Linked DNA regions of Homo sapiens: regions 1 and 2 are each linked to region 3. A link is a contact called in ENCODE Hi-C data. All regions are on one chromosome and are shown on one strand. The core of a region is the stretch at or near the end of the contact, and the rest is flanking DNA. Distances in the headings are between cores, read along the strand shown.

The links. A loop is a pair of places that touch in the nucleus more often than their neighbours do. Pooled maps may share reads with other maps.
Region 1: a loop to region 3 is called in a pooled map, with 4 times the contacts of the local background. The contact joins two enhancer-like sites. A Hi-C loop is called at or near these places in 1 of 168 maps with a recorded cell type or tissue (posterior vena cava), 2 of 37 single-sample maps with no recorded cell type and 3 of 50 pooled maps.
Region 2: a pooled map shows a loop between it and region 3 (5-fold over the local background). The contact joins two enhancer-like sites. A Hi-C loop is called at or near these places in 2 of 37 single-sample maps with no recorded cell type and 2 of 50 pooled maps.

Annotation. Positions count from the first base shown.
Region 1 is chr12:32,132,915-32,136,053 of GRCh38, forward strand. All of the region lies in intron 1 of BICD1 (BICD cargo adaptor 1), which reads left to right. Among named protein-coding and RNA genes, the nearest start is that of BICD1-AS1, 27 kb to the left of the region's middle. RefSeq lists enhancers at 1,376-1,535, 1,546-1,605. Within about 2 kb of position 1,662, at least 4 of the 41 ENCODE cell types and tissues checked have a DNase peak (open chromatin) inside an H3K27ac peak, as active enhancers do.
Region 2 is chr12:32,905,667-32,908,921 of GRCh38, forward strand. No RefSeq gene overlaps it. Among named protein-coding and RNA genes, the nearest start is that of PKP2, 11 kb to the left of the region's middle. Within about 2 kb of position 1,330, at least 2 of the 41 ENCODE cell types and tissues checked have a DNase peak (open chromatin) inside an H3K27ac peak, as active enhancers do.
Region 3 is chr12:32,557,630-32,560,824 of GRCh38, forward strand. All of the region lies in intron 1 of FGD4 (FYVE, RhoGEF and PH domain containing 4), which reads left to right. Among named protein-coding and RNA genes, the nearest start is that of DNM1L, 120 kb to the right of the region's middle. Within about 2 kb of position 1,427, at least 3 of the 41 ENCODE cell types and tissues checked have a DNase peak (open chromatin) inside an H3K27ac peak, as active enhancers do.

The sequences.
Region 1 (3,139 bases), core at 412-2,911, 420 kb before region 3:
TCTACTTGAGGGTAAGAAGTGATCTGATTCAGGGTATATGTTGAAAGATTTGCTAATTAATTAAATATGGGAGGCAAAAGAAGGTGGAGAAATCAGGATGGCTCCTAGGTTTCTTATAAGGAGCTAGGAAGAATGTAAAGAAATCATATGATAAGGAGATATAAAAAGGAATAAAATAATATTTCACACTTAAATTTAGGAGACGAAATATTTGCTTATTTGAATTTGAAAATTCTTGTGGATACCAATATTGATACTTTGTCTGAAAAATAATTTTAAGATGAGTCTCCTGGCCAGGCGGGGTGGCTCATGCCTGTAATCCCAGCACTTTGGGAGGCTGAGTCAGGTGGATCACCTGAGGTCAGGAGTTTGAGACCAGCCTGACCAACATGGTGAAACCCCATCTCTACTAAAAATGCAAAAATTAGCCGGGTATGGTGGTGCACACCTGTAATCCTAGCTACTCGGGAGGTTGAGGCACAAGAATCACTTGAACCTGGGAGGTAGAGGTTGCAGTGAGCCAAGATCGTGCCACTGCAAGCCAGCCTGGGCGACAGAACAAGACTCCATCTGGGAAAAAAAAAAAAGATGAGTCTGCCAAAATGTTTCTCATTTGGAAGGGATTCATGACTTTGCCAGAAAAACAAGCAGCATTCTATAGTTATAATGCTCTATGATGTAATTTACTGGACCTAAGTTGGCTACCTTTCATGATGCATATTAAGTGTGGAGCCATATTTCTTAGTTTCTGTTATAAAGCTAAACTGTTAAGTCATTTTTATTCCTATAAAGTCAAACAAACTAGCCATGGATACTTTTTAACATTCTGTGAAACCAACTTTATCCAGTTTCTGAAATGGATGCCAGTTCTTTTTTTTTTTTTTTGAGATGGAGTCTTGCTCTGTCCCCCAGGCTGGAGTGCAGTGGTACGATCTCTGATCACTGCAACCTCCGCCTCCCGGGTTCACGCCATTCTTCTGCCTCAGCCTCTTGAGTAGCTGGGACTACAGGCGCCTGCCACCACGCCTGGCTAATTTTTTGTATTTTTAGTAGAGACGGGGTTTCACTGTGTTGGCCAGGATGGTCTTGATCTCCTGACCTGGTGATCCACCCACCTCGGCCTCCCAAAGTGCTGGGATTACAGGCCTGAGCCACTGTGCCTGGCTGGATGCCAGTACTTTTTAAACCAAAGTTAAAATAATTATTTATAGGAAGCAGTTGTGCACTGTAGATTAGGAACATGGAGACTGGGGCATAAATATATTCTTGAGCTAGAATTAAAGTAAAACATGTGACTGATGGAAATAACAGCTCTCCCTGTGCCCTACCATGGAACTTGGTAAGCCTTTGTTAACTCACTGGCACTGCTAGATCATGCTATGGTCCCCGAGGGCCAGGGAGGCAAGTGTGCTAGTCCAAGTAAAAAGCTGATATGATCTTTGTATGAACAGAAACACTGTTTGTAATGTGATGATAACGTTGGTTTCTTGCTCCTGGGATATTGTGTTCTAGGTAAAGTGGTCCAGAGACCAATGGGTGGCAGATACAGGGATACAGAGGTCAACTTAATATAAAAAAAGACCTTCTCTAATGTCTAAGAGCAGAGTGAAAGTGAGCAGGCCATCTGAGGAGAGAGAGACTTCCCTGTTGGCTCATCATGATGCTTAAGCAGAGCCAAAAAGCTACTTGGTAGGGATGTCAAGGAAGTGAGTCAGGTGTTTTCAGCACCGCGACTCTGTCATTGTGTGCCTCTCTCCTTAATACCTCAGAATTAGAATAAAGTCTTGATAACAGTAGTGGCACCAGTCCTGTGGTTTGTTTTGCGATGACTGTGTGGTTGTTAAACTTTCTAAGTGAAACACCATAGTGTCGGGAGCAATGCCGACAAGCCTGGCCACCTTTGGTCTACAGCAGATATTGCAAGCTGATATCCCGTGGCCACAGTCAGGCTTGGTGATTGATAAACATTTTGATTTAGGGAGCTGCTTTTTTCAAGAAACAGAATCACATAAACAGGATTTCAGGCCAGTCTCAAAAAACTGGAAGATTTCACAGAGCCTTGGGCCCACATTTCTGTGTGGCATCAGAGGGCTAGAGGTGAATGAGTCCTCCTCTCCTCTCCTCTCCCCCTCCTCCCCTCCATTCCCCTCCCCTCCCCTTCCCCGCTCCCCTCCTTTATTTTTTTTTTTTATGAGACGGAGTCTCACTGTGTCACCCAGGCTGGAGTGCAGTGGTGTGGTCTCAGTTCATTGCAACCTCCATCTCCCAGGTTCAAGCCATTCTCCTGCCTCAGCCTCCTGAGTAGCTGGGATTACAGGTGCATGCCACCATGCCTGGCTAATTTTATATTTTTAGTAGAGATGGGCTTTCACCATGTTGGCCAGGCTGGTCTTGAACTTGTGACCTCAGGTGATCCGCCTGCCTCGGCCTCCCAAAGTGCCGGGATTACAGGCATGAGCCACCATGCGTGGCTTTTTTTTTTTTTTTTTTTTTTTTTTTTTTGAGACAGGGTCTCTTGCGCTGTCACCTAGGCTGGAGTGCAGTGAGACAAACACAGCTCACTGCAGCCTAGACCTGCTGGGTTTAAGTGATCCTTACATCTCAGCCTCCTGAGTACCTGGGACTACAGGTGTGCATCACCACACCTGGCTAATTTTTAAATTTATTGTAGAGACAACACTTCACTATATTGGCTGGCCTGGTCTCAAATTCCTTGCCTCAAGCGATCTTCTGCCTTTACATCCCAAAGTGCTGGAATTACAGGCATGAACCTTCACCTTTCTTTTAGAAAGAGCGTGAATCTCTAATTCACCAGAGTCCCCACCATTCCATCTCATCTGAGTTATCTCACTATCTCTGTTCTTCCCTCATTTACATCATCTGTCACTTACCTGTTGACATGTGAGTTTTGACTTTTGATTGAGATGCTGACACCCTCCTTCCCTTCTAGGAAAGGAAAATAAAGGGGGAAGGAAGGTGGAGAGGGACAAAGGAGAGGCGTGTGGAGGATGATAGCGCAGGACTTGCATTCTCAGTTCTGCCTCTTAAATCTTGGAACCTATTTCTTCATCTAACAGTATAGGACTGATGTTTATTTTTGTATTAGATCATATATATAGGAGTACCTGGCATATAACTT
Region 2 (3,255 bases), core at 80-2,579, 350 kb after region 3:
GTGCATTAATTCTTTCCACTTCCTGGAATATGTTTTCCACAGATTTCCATGGGCTTCACTTGTTGTCATTCAGATTTGTTTAAATATCTCTTCCTCAGAAAGAATTTCCCTGGCCAACAGTCTGAAGAAGCCACCTCGTCACTCTCTGCAAAGTACTTAGCATGACTGATAATGTTCTCGTTTGCAGAGGTGTATGTGTTCATATGTATTATCTTTCCTAGTAGAATGTAAGATCTAAGCAAGCAGAAACTGTGTCTTGTTCACCAATTCTTCTGTAATTCTTAGAATCCATACATGGAGTAAGCTTACAAGATGTGTTAAATGAATAATAACAGAAAGATATTTTAATTTTAACGCTTCTCTCCTTTTTTTTTTTTAATTTTTTAGACAGAGTCTCACTCTGTCACCCAGGCTGGAGTGCAATGGCGCTATCTTGGCTCACTGCAACCTCCGCCTCCTGGGTTCAAGCGATTCTCCTGCTTTAGCTTCCCGAGTAGCTAGGATTACAGGCACCTGCCATCATGCCCAGATACTTTTTGAATTTTTGTAGAGAACGGGGTTTCAGTATGTTGGCCAGGCTGGTCTTGAACTCCTGACCTCAGGTAATCCACCCACCTCAGCCTCCCAAAGTGCTGGGATTAAAGATGTGAGCCACCACGCCTGGCCTGCTTCTTACTTTTTAAATAGAGTTTAAATTTGGGGACAAACCTTTTTGTATTTTTCTGAAAGATGGTTTATAATGAACATGAGATTCTGAGACATTTATATGATTTCATTATTATTATTTTACTTAATGCTGTGAATAACAGTGTTAAGTGAAGGTAAGTTTAAGCAATCACCTGTGTCCCCAATCTGTTTTGATTCTGGAACCTGAAACCCAGAGCTTAGTGCTGAGTTCTGGCAAATCTCCCAGAACCACCGCCCTTTAGTTAGGGCTTCTGTGTCAATTCTCTAAAGGGCAAAGGCCTTTTGGGAAACTGGATTTTATGGTTTCAGGGATAGGTCTAAACAATACATACTTCTGAATCCCCAAGGTCATTTGTTTTATCTTTATAGGCCAAGATTTCCTGCAGCAACTGAAATTCTCCAATATTTTCACTGGATTGAACTAAGTTAGTTCAAATTTAAAACCTATTCAGTAATACTCTTTTTAAGCTTGAAGTGTTCTTGCTTAGGTAGCAGGAAACTTTTTGAAGGGATATTCTTGCTACAGAGCCAAAGTCAAATAGAAATCTCAGTGGTTACTTTGTGGTACAAAAGAGGATGTAAGAACATTCTTCTGCAGTTGTGACTGTGGCAACAGCTTCTGTGAAAATCGTCCAAATAAGTCCGGGTGCGGTGGCTCACACCTGTAATCCCAGCACTTTTGGAGGCCGAGGCGGGTGGATCACATGAGGTTGGGAGTTCGAGACCAGCCTGGCCAACATGGAGAAACCCTGTCTCTACTAAAAATACAAAATTAGCTGGGCGTGGTGGCGCATGCCTGTAATCCCAGCTACTCAGGAGGCTGAGGCAGGAGAATTGCTTGAACCCGGGAGGTGAAGGTTGCAGTGAGCTGAGATCGAGCCATTGCACTCCAGCCTGGACAATAAGAGGGAAACTCTGTCTGAAAAAAAAAAAAAAAAAAAAGAAAATGGTTCAAATGATGTGCTAGCTATTTTGATTAACCTTGGGAATATTTCAATTTTGTTGACTTCAGCAGAAAAAAATGAACTTTTGAGTCATGAATAACAAGGCAATTATTGACTCCATAAACAAAATGTCAGGGATGTTATTGGAAAAGTACTAAGTGAGGAAGTTACCCCATTGAAGTCTCCATTGCTTAAGTGATCAAGACAGCATTAATTATCATGGCATTCCAAGACCTTCCTTCTGGGCCTCACTTTACCAAGCTGACTTTATCTCAATGTATGGAACTCTTCAGCATCAACATTCGAAAGCAGCCAGGCCAAAATTCTTATTATACCCTAAATTATTGGTGCTCATTTCCTTTTATTTTGGTGGCTACATAGTTTATTTCTGCCCATCTTTTAAGATCCAGTTCATGCTTCCTCTCCTTAGTAAGGCTGACTTCATCTGCCCTCATGGGTTCCTCCTGTCCCATTCCCTAGAATCTTTAGAGTCATGTTTTTGCTTCCTGATAATCAAAGGAGATGACATAACATTTTTAAAGAGCTCAGCCTAGTGTCCTGAAAAGATGCCCCTTTTTTGTTTGTTGGCATATATAACATACTGAAAACAAAAACTGGGGTATTAAAAATGAATAATACATGCACGAGGTATGAAGAAATACAGCATGATGGTTTAGAACATAGCCTCTGGAGTTACAGAAACCTGAATTATTTTCCTTACTCGGCCCCTTACTACTTGTTTAACTTTGGTCAGTTTGTTAGACTTCTCCAAGCCTTATTTTCCTACCTTGAAAAGGAGGGTAATACGTAGTACACATTTAATAGGGTAAACGTGACAAGTGAAATAACAGATATGAAAATTATTTACAAATCATAAAACAAGTGAAATAACATATATGAAAATTCTTTATAAATCATAAAAGGGCTGGGCGTGGTGTCTCACACCTATAATCCTAACACTTTGGAAGGCAGAGACAGGTGGATCGCCCAAGGTCAGGAGTTTGAGACCAGCCTGGCCAACATGGCGAAACCCTGTCTCTACTAAATATACGAAAATTAGGCCAGGCATGGTGGCTCACAGCTGTAATCCCAGCAGTTTGGAAGGCTGAGGCAGGTGGATCACCTGAGATCAAGAGTTCGAGACCAGCCTGGCCAACATCGTGAAACCCTGTCTCTACTAAAAATACAAAAATTAGCCGGGCGTGGTGGCGCAGGCCTGTAATTCCAGCTACTCAGGAGGCAGAGACAGGAGAATTGCTTGAACCCAGGAGGCAGAGGTTGCAGTGAGCCAAGTTCGTGCCACTACACTCCAGCCTGGGTGAGGGAGTGAGACTCTGTCTCAAAAACAAAAAAAATCATAAAGTACTATATTAATGTTAAATATTATCTTGTATATTTTAGAATTTTTATATATGTGGCATCAGAGTTAACAGATTTTTTTTCTTTTTTTTGAGACGGAGTTTCGCTCTTGTTGCCCAGGCTGGAGTCCAATGGCGCCATCTCAGTTCACTGCAACCTCCACGTCCTGGGTTCAAACAATTCTCCTGCATCAGCCTCTGGTAGCTGGGATTACAACAGTTTGTGCCACAATGCCTGACTACTTTTTTGTATTTTTAGTACAGAC
Region 3 (3,195 bases), core at 177-2,676:
AAGAACCTTTGTGGCTTGATAATTATGTTTCTAGAAAATTTATTATTCAGGTTTAGAAGTTTGGGGAGCTGTTTGAAATAACACTCAAATAAATTTCCTGGCTATGGATTTGTTCCCCATAGCAAGAGAGTTGTAAACTATGAGTTTTATAACCTTAATGTCTTTTTTTTAAAAAAGGCAATTGATCTCTTAATCTAGGTGTTTTAGCTAGCATATGGGAGATGTAATCTGCAATCTATGGGACAAATGGGGGAGTTTTGGGAGTTATGATAGAAGACTGTTGAAAAATGTTTTATAATAATGTTTTACAGTAGAGAAACCTGGTAGATGCCACCTCATCAGCCGACCAGGGTTAACATCACATGATAATCATATTGCTATCATGCAGTGATATTAATATAATAAAGTGAGATGGGTGCATTGCCTCTGTGATATTCTTACCCCAAACCCATAACCACAGTCTCATAATGAGAAAATAACAGAAACCCAATTTGAGGGACATTCCACAAAATACCTGACCATGTTCTTCAAAAGTGCTATGGTGCCAAAAGTCATGCAAGACAAATCTAAGTAATTCTCACAGGTTGTAGTACACTAAGGAGACAGTGAAAACTAAATGCAAATAAAGTGGTTTTTGGTTTTTTAAAGTATGTTTATCCTTATGGACAATATGCTCCCATAAAGATCGTCTACCCTAGAAAACTGTGTCTTCCCTCTTAAATCCAAGAGATGCTTGTCCCAAAGGGTGGACCCCATTGAGATCTCCTGGGCTAGAGACCCAGTGCATGGATGGATGAGACAGTATAAGCAAGACCGTATAAAGCTGTGATCTGAGCTCATGGACACTGTGGTAAGAGGTCAGGCTCGAAGAATCAGAGAACTGAGTGGATTTTGCAATGGATAGCCAAAGAGAGGGTCCAAACTTAAAATGCGAAACAATAATTCAAGAATGATTTGGTAAAATGTAATATAACAGCCTATAACAGAGTCTAGCAAATAGTAGCCAAAAGTCACCCTAACCAATCGTAGGGCATATCTACCACACAAAAGTGTGACTTAGCGCATGACTGTTTAAATGCCAAAAAAGACAGATAAAGGAAAGTTAAGCCATAGTGGCAACCTCTGCAGTTGGAACGAGGGAGCTATATCAGTCAACAGTGAGGCTAATTGAGAATATTTGAGGTTGGCGTATGTCTAGGGATTCCTATAGGAGATACAACCCAGCAAGCATAGGTCAGCAACCCAAGGTCAGAGTACAAAATGGGTTAATACTAAAAAGTGGTTAAAAAGATGACCAGTCCTCAAGAGGAGATAGTATTTAAATCGGATACCTCTCCTTCCCCATGCTAACTAACATACTGTAATTTGTTATGGCTGTTTCTAAGGTAACTGTTTATAATTATAAATCAGCCCTACTGGTTCTTCTTGATATTGTAATTTGCAATCAAAGAACCTCTAGAGTTAATGTAAAACTTCTTGAATGAGAGACCATCTGGTTACAATTTTGGTTTCAATTCCCTGTTAGGCAACTGACACCCAAATAAGGACTGTTTCCAAATATGAGTAGGCTAAGTCAGTCATAAACAAACAAAAAGTTTCAGTTTTTGTTGCTATTATCCAAGATGTTAGCAGATGAAGTGTTTAATGAAAGGGTGCTTCTTTTAGGCAAACTTCTTTTACCATGATTTGTTTAACCTATACCAGTGGTCCGTACATTTTTTTCCTGTAAAGGGCCAAATAATTATTAATAGTATTTTTAGCCTTGCAGCCACGTATGATCTCTATGTATTTGTCATTGCCTTTTTGTTTTTTTAAACAAATGTTTAAAAATGTAAATGTTCTCTGTGTCCTTCACCATGTTTTCATGCTTTGTGATAGTGGCTGAAATTTAGAGACTTGTTTTAATAAACAATGTTCTGAAATGTTGATCTAATTGCCTCTGGCAAAAGATGTGTAATCATGACTTTGATGAACTTATTTTAAAAATAGATGCACAGTTGATCTCTTATTGCACGCATTTTGGCACATTCGTGGGAGATATTCTCTGTAAACATGACACTTGCGAAACCTACCATACCCTGAAAGTTTGCTGTCTAGAAATTAAGTGCCTAGTTTTCATTCAAATTAATATTTAGGTAAGACATGTTTTATTTCTAAATAGACTGTCAAACATTTTTCATATTTTAATGTGTAATGGTGATGACCTTTTTAAAAAGACTCAACGTAATTTGTTTTCTCATTTAACCCATTAACTGCCCCCTTTGTGTAGTATTGTTGCTGCTTTCTCTTATAAATTGATGATGTCTCAGGGTCTCAATTTACAATTACATTAGTTTCTTCCTCTAGTTTGTAGTTGAGCTGTGGCTCTGCACTGTTGGGGCCTGTACAGCCATCCTTCACTAGACCCCGGGAGGTGGCCTTTAGTAGGCTCAAAGGTGGCCTTTAAGCCATTCTTAGTATCACTGTGAAAAAGCATCCAGATTTTCCCCCTGAAAGGCCAAGTGGTTGCATGATGTGTTGTGGATTTTAGGGATATACTTTGCCTATTTCACATACTTTTTTCCAAGAAGATAGATAAGCTTACACATGTAAAGGTTTCAACTGTATTTCTTCTGTTTATAATTTTATTTATTTTGAGATGGTGTCTCGCTCTGTCACTCATTTTGGAGTGCAGCGCAATGGTGTGATCACGGCTCACTGTGGCCTCAAACTCCCAGGTTTAAGCCATCCTCGCACCTCGGCCTTCTAAGTAGCTGGGACTACAGATGTATGCCACCACACCCAGTTAATGTTTTTTGTATTTTTTTGAAGAGACAGGATTTTGCCATGGCTGCCTACCTGGTCTCAAACTCCTGGGCTTAAGTGATCTGCCTGCCTCAGCCTCGCAAAGTGTTGAGATTACGTGAGCCACTGCACCCAGCCTTTTTATAATTTTAATAATAATCTGTCAATCTTTCATTACTTTTGCCTTCTAAATTCTTGTTATATTTTACTAAACAATGCTTAATCTCGCTGATAAACCATTTTAGCAGAAGTATGTCTGATGAGGACCACCCCTGCCTTTTTTTTTCTTTTCTCAGAGTTGCAAGGTCTCCCTCTGTTGACCAGGCTGGAGTGCAGTGGTGTGATTATAGCTCACTGCTTCCTCAACCTCCTGGGCTCAAGAGATCCTCTCACCTCAACCTCCCCAGTAGC